3 separate regions of the Homo sapiens genome follow, and regions 1 and 2 are each linked to region 3. Evidence: chromatin contacts called from ENCODE Hi-C data. All regions are on one chromosome and are shown on one strand. The core of a region is the stretch at or near the end of the contact, and the rest is flanking DNA. Distances in the headings are between cores, read along the strand shown.

Evidence for each region. Hi-C counts contacts between places; a loop is a spot of excess contacts on that map. Pooled maps may share reads with other maps.
Region 1: a loop to region 3 is called in a pooled map, with 13 times the contacts of the local background. The contact joins the promoter of POLD1 here to the promoter of MYADM in region 3. A Hi-C loop is called at or near these places in 2 of 168 maps with a recorded cell type or tissue (CD8-positive, alpha-beta T cell and naive thymus-derived CD4-positive, alpha-beta T cell) and 7 of 50 pooled maps.
Region 2: a loop to region 3 is called in a pooled map of heart left ventricle, with 18 times the contacts of the local background. The contact joins the promoter of RRAS here to the promoter of MYADM in region 3. A Hi-C loop is called at or near these places in 1 of 37 single-sample maps with no recorded cell type and 8 of 50 pooled maps.

Annotation. Positions count from the first base shown.
Region 1 is chr19:50,383,056-50,386,185 of GRCh38, forward strand. POLD1 (DNA polymerase delta 1, catalytic subunit) reads left to right here and starts at 1,292. Exons shown (of 27, transcript NM_002691.4): 1 at 1,292-1,335. NR1H2 (nuclear receptor subfamily 1 group H member 2) reads left to right here. Exons shown (of 10, transcript NM_007121.7): 10 at 1-333. RefSeq lists silencers at 956-1,055, 1,066-1,185, 1,216-1,305 and an enhancer at 2,025-2,526.
Region 2 is chr19:49,638,476-49,641,494 of GRCh38, forward strand. RRAS (RAS related) reads right to left here and starts at 1,668. Exons shown (of 6, transcript NM_006270.5): 1 at 1,471-1,668. The coding sequence starts at 1,623. It also overlaps a transcript of SCAF1 not described here. RefSeq lists a silencer at 1,405-1,794 and enhancers at 1,515-2,184, 2,185-2,854, 2,855-3,019.
Region 3 is chr19:53,866,614-53,869,720 of GRCh38, forward strand. MYADM (myeloid associated differentiation marker) reads left to right here and starts at 1,270. Exons shown (of 3, transcript NM_138373.5): 1 at 1,270-1,330. It overlaps MYADM-AS1 (MYADM antisense RNA 1), which reads right to left and starts at 2,494. Exons shown (of 3, transcript NR_184033.1): 1 at 2,296-2,494. RefSeq lists enhancers at 75-1,050, 2,160-3,073, 3,074-3,107 and a silencer at 2,826-2,885.

The sequences.
Region 1 (3,130 bases), core at 42-2,541, 3.5 Mb before region 3:
ACCTCAGTGACACTGGGTGCCCGAACCTGATTGAGCAGGTGGGACTGGGTGTCCCCAGGCTGTTGGGAAAAGGGTGGCACATAGGGTCCCAGTGTTGGGTGGTGTGTCGCCTGCTGTGAAAGTTCAGGACAGAGGCCTCAGCCTCAGGGTCACCTCCCTGGACAAGGTGAATCAGAACTCACCCTTGAAGGATAAACAGGATTTAAGTGAATGAGGGGACCTGGACTTCTGTCCGAACAACAAGTGTTTGCTGAGGCCTCCTGTGGGCCAGGCACTGGGTTGGCCATTCTAGAGATGGAGACATTCACCCAATAAATGTTTCCAGAGCATTAACTACAGTTAGGCACAATTCTAGGCACTGGAAACATCTGTGAACAAGATAACCATCCTCCTACCAAGACTCGGGGGATAGGGACTTTAATGAGCGTGGCACTGTGGTGGGGCTAGAGGAAATCAGGGAAGGTATCACAACAGAGGCAATCGCTGGGACCTAAAACAAGAGCCTGGGGGCTGGGCCTCCAAGTTGAGGGAACAGCACGTGCAAAGTTTGAAAGGAGAGACGCCAGGAGTTCGGAGCGAAGCGACGAAGTTCCTCCAATCCTTCCTGCCCCTGTGCCAGCCCTGAAGGAGCTGAATGAGCAATTCCAATCGAGGGCGAAAGGGGGGTTGGATGGAGGGATGCAACTTAAAGGTGTATTTATTTGGGGCGGGGAACAGCGGAAGTGAGAGTAGTTACCAATGATCACCTTATCCTAAGAGTAGTGTACCGGGCGCCCCACAAGTGTCCCTATCATGCGTTGTTGAGTCTAATTTACGTATAGGGAAACTGAAGCTAGGATGAAGGAGAACAGATCAAGCCAGGACTCTACCGCTTATCGGCCAGCCTCTGCGGGGATCTTGGGCGTCAGGTCACCAGCTGGCTGCTGGGCAGCGACGGGGCAGCGCTCCCTACACGGCCCCGGGCGAGAGGCGGGCGGGGGGACGCGGAGGATGCGCGCGCAACACCCGAGGGTGGGAGGAGAGAGAACAGAACCGCGGCGCGCCCAGACCGCACGAGGTCGTGAAGGTAGCCGCGCGGAGGGGCGTGGCTTCGGGCAGACAGGTCATGGGGAGGCGGAGTTAAGGGAATTTTTCAGCAAGGGGGCGAGGCCACTTCGGAAGCTGAGAGAGGGGGCGGGGCCTGCCCTGCAGTCGAACAAGCGGGGCGTGGCCTTGCCCGCACTTGGGCAGGCGGGGGCGTGGCCCGTCTCTGAGCGCCGCGGCTCTGGGCTTGCGCGCGCGGGAGTCAGGGGTCACGGCGGCGTAGGCTGTGGCGGGAAACGCTGTTTGAAGCGGGTGAGTAGAGGGGAAAAAGGGAGTTCGGGGCAGTGGGCCTGGTAGGGAACGGGGCTTGAGCAGCCAGGCACATAGATCTGAGAGACGGTTGCGAGGGCACCCTTTGGCCCGGGGGCGCGCAGGAGAGGGCAGGGGCCAGGGGTTTCCTGGGCGAGGGCGCGGGGACGAGCAGGAAAAGGCCGGGGTGGGGGTGGAATTCCTCGGCGGGCAGGGGGCGCATGCGCCGGGCACCGTGGGGCGGGACGTGGCCCGGGAGGAGCTGGGGGGACTGGGTGGTGCACGTGCGGGCTTGGTGTCATCCTGGATTCGCTGGGTGTTTGAGTACTCTGTGCCAGGCACTTTTCTGGAAGCAGGAACAAGTCAGAGAAGTCCCTGTCTCGGGAAGACAGACGGTAGACAAGTGATGAGTTTTAATAGATCAGTAAAGCAGTGCTCTGGGGCTGTGAGATGCTCTCAGAAGGAAACTAACGCAGGGTAACGTGATAATGAGCGAAGAGCCTGTTGCTTTAGCTGGAGTGGTCCAGAATCGACCGCTCTGGGACCCTCAAGTGCAAAGCCCTGAGGTGGAAGGAGCTTGGCGTATTTGTAGCAGGAGCCGAGGGGACGAGAGAAACACAGATGAGGTCGGAGTCATGATGGGGAACTAGATCCTATAGGGCCTTGTAAAACTTGGTATGGAATTTCTCCTTTATTCTAGGTTCAGCGGGGAGCCGTGGGAGGGTTTGAGCGTGGAAACAACACGATTCGCCCCATGTTTTGAAAAACTCACCACTGAGTGGAAATTGGATTGTAGCAGGAATAAGAATGGAAGGAGGGAGATCTGTTAGGAGGGAGAGCGTCCTGCAGGCAGAGAATCAGGCTCCGGTTACCTTTGCGGGCGGAGACAGGGGGACTGGCTGATGGACTGGGCGTAGGAGCAAGGGGAAGAGTCCAGGATGACTCCTGGGTTTGTGGTTTGAGCAGCAGGCTGGATGGGGAAGGCTAAGGGAGAAGCAGGTTGGGGTTGCCGCTCTGAAGGCAAAGATTAGTGGGGGAGTGAGTGGGCAGGGTTTAGAGCGGAGCCAGGAGTGGGCAGGGCGATGTCAGTGCCTCGCCTCAGCCCTTCCACTGAAGGAACTTGTTGCCACTGTCTTCTCTTTTTTTTTTTTTTTTTTTTGAGACAGAGTCTTGCTCTGTCACCCAGGCTGGAATGCAGTGGTGCAAACTCAGCTCATTGCAACCTCCGCCTCCCGAGTTCAGGCGAGTCTCGTGCCTCAGCCTCCTGAGTAGCTGGGATTACGGCACCCACTGCCATGCCCAGCTCATTTTTTGTATTTTTAGTAGAGATGGGGTTTCGCCGTGTTGGCCAGGCTGGTCTCGAACTCCTGACCTCAGGTGATCCACTTGCCTCGGCCTCCCAAAGTGCTGGGATTACAGGCGTGAGCCACCACGCACGGCCGCTTCTCCTCCTTCCTGCACTTCCCCCCCACAGGTCTCTCTTCCCCCTAGAGAGGTTCCTTCCCTCCCCCTGAAATGCTCTTCCCTCTCTTATGTGTTTCTGACAGCTGCTGTTTGGACAGGCCCTCTGCTGAGCACTGGGGAGCCAATGATCATTCAGTTTGGTTGGGGAAGGACAGGAGATTTCAGTCCAGAGTGCGCTGAGCTATGGCGGAGCAGTGATAGTCTTTGGGAGCCAAGAGAAGAACCTGTGCGCTCAGGGAAGACTCACCAGAGTGGTTGATATTCACAGGGAGTTTCAACTCACATGTCTTTTTTTTTTTGGTTTTTGAGACAGGGTCTTGCTCTGTCGCCCAGG
Region 2 (3,019 bases), core at 418-2,917, 4.2 Mb before region 3:
GGCTGGGGTGGAATTTCAGGAAAGGGGGTGATGTGGAGGCTAGGGGTCTGAAGGCTGCATCTGTCGGTTAGAGGGGTGCTTGGTGAGGGGCTTGTCCTGGAGGGAGGCTGTAAGGATCAAGCCCTGGGAGGGATTGTGGCTCTGGGGGTAGTTAGGGGCGTGACCTCAGAGCACAGCGTGAGAAGCTCAGGGCTGAGAACTGGGAGCCAGCCCGGAGGTGGCTCAGGGGTTTTGGGAGGTTATAGTATATACAGTCTTAGAAACATTGAGTTCATTTATGGGGTCAGAGAAACTCCCAAGGAATAGATCTTTCTGGGGGTGCCAAGAATCTGGGGGCTTCTTCCATGGAGATGATTTGAGAGCTATTCAGGGTTTCTGAGAGGGGCTCAGGGAGTTGCAGCGGAGAAAGCATGGGATGGAGGAGGGGCTGGTTTTCCTTGGGGGTGGGGTGGGAGAGTGGAGGTTTGGGCCTCCGGGAATGGGGGATTGTCAGGACTTGGGGTCTTGGAGATTTCTGGAATGGCCAAGGGGCAGGATGTCTTTTTAAATCTCGGGTCGGAGAGCAGGACTCTCTTAGGACTGGGTAGTCCCAGAAGAGTCTCAGGGCCAGGGTCTGGGTAGAATTTCTAGATTCTGGGGGCAGTCATGGAAGGGGCTAAGAATCAAACGTGGGGCCGGGCACGGTGGCTCATGCCTGTAATCCCAGCACTTTGGGAGTCCAAGGCAGGCCGATCACGAGGTCAGGAGTTCGAGACCAGTCCAATATGGTGAAACCCCGTCTCTACTAAAAAATACAAAAATTAGCCAGGCATGGTGGCACTCGCCTGTAGTCTCAGCTACTTGGGAGGCTGAGGCAGGAGAATTGCTTGAATCCAGGAGGCAGAGGTTGCAGTGAGCCAACATCGCACCACTGCACTCCACCGCACTCCAGCCTGGGTGACAGAGTGAGTGAGACTCTGTCTCAAAAAAAAAAAAAAAGAAAAAAAAGAATCGAACGTGGTGGAATCTCAAAGGTGCTGGGCACTGGCATTCTCCCAGGAAGGCTCTCAATGGCTTAGAGGGGAAGTTGGGGACTGGGATTTGGGGGAGATAGGGCTCAGGGTGGTGGAAGGTGGCACCAAGGGCGTGGTGGGGGTCCTGGGAGTGCTTAGGGTCCGAATGGGGTGAGTATTTTGTATTTAGCATGCTCCCAGGAGGTGCTCAAAGCCAGGTCAGCAGGTAAGCGGGGTCTTAGGCACTGGGAGAGGGAATAGTGGGTCTCGGGATGCGAGTGCAGAAGGAAGGGTCCCCCGTGCAGGGGATGGAGGCTCTCCAAGAGTTTAGGTTACAATCTGTGGGGATCTTTTAAGATTAGAGGGCCTTATAGGAGGGTCTCAGTGATGGGTCAAGGGGGAAAAGGGGTCTCGGGGATCCCCCCAAGGGCTCAGTTCTGGGTCCCGGGGGACACCCTCCCGGGTGAGGGCCCACTACCTGGATGAACTGGATGGTCAGCGCGCTCTTGCCCACGCCGCCGCCGCCCACGACCACCAGCTTGTGTGTCTCGCTGGGCGGGGGGTCCCCGGGCCCAGGTCCCCCGCCCCGGGGCCGCCCCCGCCCTGTCCCGGACGCCGCCCCGCTGCTCATGTCGCCACCGCTGCTGCTGCCTTCGCTACCGCCTGCGGGGGAGCCGGGCGGGACCCGGGGGGGCGGGCTACGCTAATGAGGCTACTGCATAATCATGAGCTCTGGCAAGGAGGGCTCGCGTCTCCGGACACTTAAGGAGGGGGACGGGCCAAAGAAAGGGAGGAGCTATGTTAATAAGGGAAAGGGAACGGCGTTCGCTGCGAAGGGGAATTCCGAATGAGGCGGGGCTATGCTAATGAGAGACCTGTGCTTTGCCCTGAGCGGCGCCACGCGCTCTCAGCGGGAGGGCGGTCTGTGGGCGTGGCTATGCTAATAAGAATTTATTCTTTCAGCAGACGGGGCGGAAAGTTCCTCAGGGGAGGGGCTATGCAAATAAGGACCCCTGTGACACTGCTGCTTGGGGCATCGTCTCCGAGGCCTTAGTATGGTAGGCGGAGCTCGTCGACTCGCGCGCGCGGCCGTATATAGGGCGCTCCGAGGAAGCAGCAGGTTTTGAGGAGTAGCTCCACCTCCCTCCTGGGATCCTAGCCAAGCTTTCGACCCCGGCGTCTGGGTTAGAAGCTAGAGTCTCCGCCCGCTAAGGGACCCAGGCTTCCGGTTCCCGCTGTCCCAGCCAAGCGGAAGACAGACTGGGAGGAGAGTGGGGCCCTAGAGGGGGACAGCAGGGTAACGGGGCAGGGAGGGGCCGTGAGATCACTGCATTCCTAATCCATGAGCCAGCTCGCCCAAGTAGGGATGCCTGGGTCATGAAGAGCCTGGGGCCAGGATTTCTGGGTCTTGAAGGAGAAGGAAGCAGAGGGCCCAGACTCCTGGGTCCTTAGGAGAAAATGGGGCTGGAGATGTGGACTCCTGGGTCCTGGGGAGGAGGGTGTCAGGGAGGAAGGTAGACAGGTTCCTTCGTACTAGGTTCGGTAAAGGAGGGAGCCGGGGGCCTGGACTCTTAGGTCCAGGAATTGGAGAGGCTGGGGACCCAGGATTCTGGATCCGAGCGAGGGCACTGGCTTGGGGGGACCCGAATTCGTATGTGAGAGCTTGAGACCAGGACTAGTCTGGGAGACCGACTCTTGGATCCGAGGAAGGAAGAATCAGACTCCTGAGTCGGAGGGAGGAGGGAAATAGGAGTCTGGACACTGCTCTGAGTGAGAGGATTCGGAATTCAGACTTCTCTGTACTGAACGAGGCGGCTATGGGGTCGGGCTTCTAGGTTCTAAGTTTATTTTTATTTGTTTATTTTTGAGACGGAGTTTCCGTCTTGTAGCCCATGCTGGAGTGCAATGGCGCGATCTTGGCCCACTGCAACCTCCGCTTCCCGGGTTCAAGCGATTCTCCTACCTCAGCCTCCCGAGTAGCTGGGATTACAGGCGTTAGCCACCACGCCAGGCTAATTTTTGTATTT
Region 3 (3,107 bases), core at 20-2,519:
CCTTGGATCCCTTCCCCTCTTGCAGGATCCGTGAATCCAGAGCCCCAAGCCCCAGCCCCAGCCCCATCCTCATTAAAATTCTGAGTCCCTCCCTCCATCCAGGAGTCAGGAATGTAGGCCAAAAATATCGCTGCCTTCCAGACCCAGGCGGCTAGGCTTGCAACACCTGCTCGGAAAACCCGAGTCTGAGCTTTAATGGTTCTATTATGATGATCATGATGATTTATTTTTAATAGAGCAGAGTCTCCTTATGTTGCCCAGGCTGGTCTCGAACTCCTGGGCTCAAGGGATCCTCCCTCCTCAGCCTCCCGAAATGCTGGGATTACAGGCGTGAGCCACCGCGCCCAGGCCTGATTGTTCTTTTGAGCCAAGAATCTGGGCCTCAGCCTAGGCATCCTGTGGAGCCCAGGAATCCGGGCCCCCAACTGCTACCGCGCTAGCTCCCAGGAATTTTGCCCCCAACACACCCCACCCCTATCCACTGTGATATCTGAGACCTGCGTCCAGCCCGAGTCCCTTACCCTGCGGCGCCCGGTGCCAGTGGGTACTAGGGGAGCATTTTGCCGCCCCTTCAAGTCCTTAAATACAGGAATCTAGCCTCTGTTTCTTGGGGAGACCCATCAGTCAGGGATCGTAGCCCAGAACCACCTAAAGCCCAGGAATACTGCTCTCAATTCTGCTCTCCCTCAGGGCTCCAAGAGACAGAGATCCTAGCCCCCCCATTGAACTGAGGGGCCTGGTCCCCCAATCCGCTGCGACCCAGGTGTCTAAGGTTTCATCCGGCAAGGAAGGGGTGGGGGCGGAACAGACCAGGAAGGAGGGGGTAGGAAGGGAGCGGAAGAAAGGAGTGAGGTGAGACGGGGGCGGGGACCTGAGCTGGGGGGCTCTGCACTAAACAAACCCTAAACATGCGGGGTTTCTATGGTAACGGTCTTCCCTGGCCTACCCGGGAGACTCCTCTAGGGCTGTGTCGAGGAGGGCAGCCCCCAGGAGTCTCCACGCCGCCAGCTGTTGTGTCTTCCTGTTTTGTCACCACGGCAACCGTGACCTCAGCCCTCCACCCTGCTCACTGGGGTGGGGCGGGAGCTCCACGCTACTTTTACTCTGGGGGGCGTGGTCTGCTCTTGGCCCCGCCTCGGGGCGGGGCTGGGATAGCCCAGACTCGGGGAAGTCCCTGTCCACCGCCCTAGCCGGAGCTGCGCCCCGCCCCGGCCCCGCCCCCGTCCCGCCCGCGCTGGCTCCCCAGCCCTCCAACCCCACCCAGCCCTCAGACCCTTCCAGCTGCCGCTGTCGTCTTTGCTTCAGCCGCAGTCGCCACTGGCTGCCTGAGGTGAGGTTGTGGGGACCCCAGAGGGCATAAGCAACAGTCTAGGGTCTTTATGGCCAGAGAGAGGAATGGGCTGGGTCTCAGAATGTCTGGGTCCCTAGAAAGACTGGGGCTGGGCCAGGATTCTTGGGGTTCTGCAGAGGAGAGGGCTGAGGACCTGGACTGTGGAGGTCATACGTCTGGAAGAGTGGGGAAGGGGACCTGGACTCCGGGGTCTGAGGGAGGAGGGGCTGGGGGTCTGGACTCCCGGGTCCGAGGCAGGAGGGGCTGGGGGGTCTGGACTCCTGGGTCCGAGGGAGGAGGGGCTGAGGGCCTGGACTCCTGGGTCTGAGGGAGGAGGAGCTGGGCCTGGACTCCTGAGTCTGAGGGAGGAGGGGCTGGGTCTGCGGGAGTAGAGAGATGGGGACTCGTAGGTGCCCTAGTTGGAGGCTGGAATCTGGTACGTGGAGGTCCTTTAGGAGGGGAAGCGCTTAGGGTTAGGTGTCCTGGGTTTGGGAATGAGAATGGAAGGAATTCAGAATTACTGACCCCTCCCCATCCAGGGGACAGACAGAATCGGAACTTTGGGCTCCTGAAAGGCCGAGGGAGGGGGGTGTTAAGATCCAGCCCCGTGCTTCCGAAGTGCAGAAGGAGCTGGGAAAGGAGGAGAAGACAGGGCTGCGTCCCGCACCTCTGGGTGCCGAGAGCCGAAGCTGGGGTTCCGGGGCCCGATTCTCAGCGTGAGCGATGGGTGTGGCGTCTGGAGTGGACGAGGGAGGACACTGAGGGGCTGGGTGTGGCCCGGAGAGTCGGGTGCGCTGCGAGGAATCCCGGAGGGGTGTTTCCTCACCCTCCAGGGTCTGGCTGCGCATTCCTGAGCTCTGATCTCGGGCGATGGCTGGAGGCCCTAAGGGCGGGGTGGACCCCTCCCCTCCCCTCCCCTCGGCGCGCCCCCCTCCCCTGCGCGCCCCCCTCCGCGGCTAGCCCACCTTCCGCGGGGGACAGAATGAGTGACGCCCTCGCTCGTCCTCCTCCCCTGCTTGGGACGGGGCAGTAGCCCGCCTTCTAGAGCACGGGACGCTGGGCCAGTCCCGATTTCCTTCTCCTTCGAGGGTCCTGGAGGGGCGTGGGGGCAGGCAGTGTCTGGCTCCGGGTGGAGCCTCCCAGGTGCTCCCGCAAGCCCCGAATGGCGATTAGGGAGGCCGTGGGAGGCGTAGCTGGGCCTCGGGCCTGACGCCAGCACCGCGTGCAGTTTCCGGCCTGGAGCCTGAGCCCCTCAGAGGCCCGGGTCCCTGCCCACTCCGGTCTTAGAGATGCTCTTGGGGGGGCTCTCAGCCCATGTTTATAGGGATCCAGAAATGCAGGCCTCCAACCCTGAGAGTCGGGGTCCCCACCCCCCGGAAATCCGGGAGAGGGCGGGCAGCCCCGGAGGCGGGCGGGGGTCCGGGCACCGCCTCCTGGTCCCTGACACATTCCAGATGCCTGGGCCGACTCGAAGCCCTTATAAGGCGCGGAGACACCGGCTCTGGCTGGGCCGCCCGCCTCCACAGCCGCCGCCCAGGGTTCTCCCGCCACTGCCGCCCGCACCCCCGCCCCCGCGGGGTTAAGATCACACACGCGCCCACGCCGGCCCGCGGGGCGTGCACTTTCGCTGGGTTCCGTCCGCCGCAGCCCAAACAGTTAACTGAACGGGGAGGGGAGGGGGCGGGGCTTACCCGGGGTCACCGCCAGGGCCCTGCTGGGTTCCACGCCACGTTCCTGTCTCCGCAGGGCGTTCGATCCCTAGAGGGAGGAGCCTGTC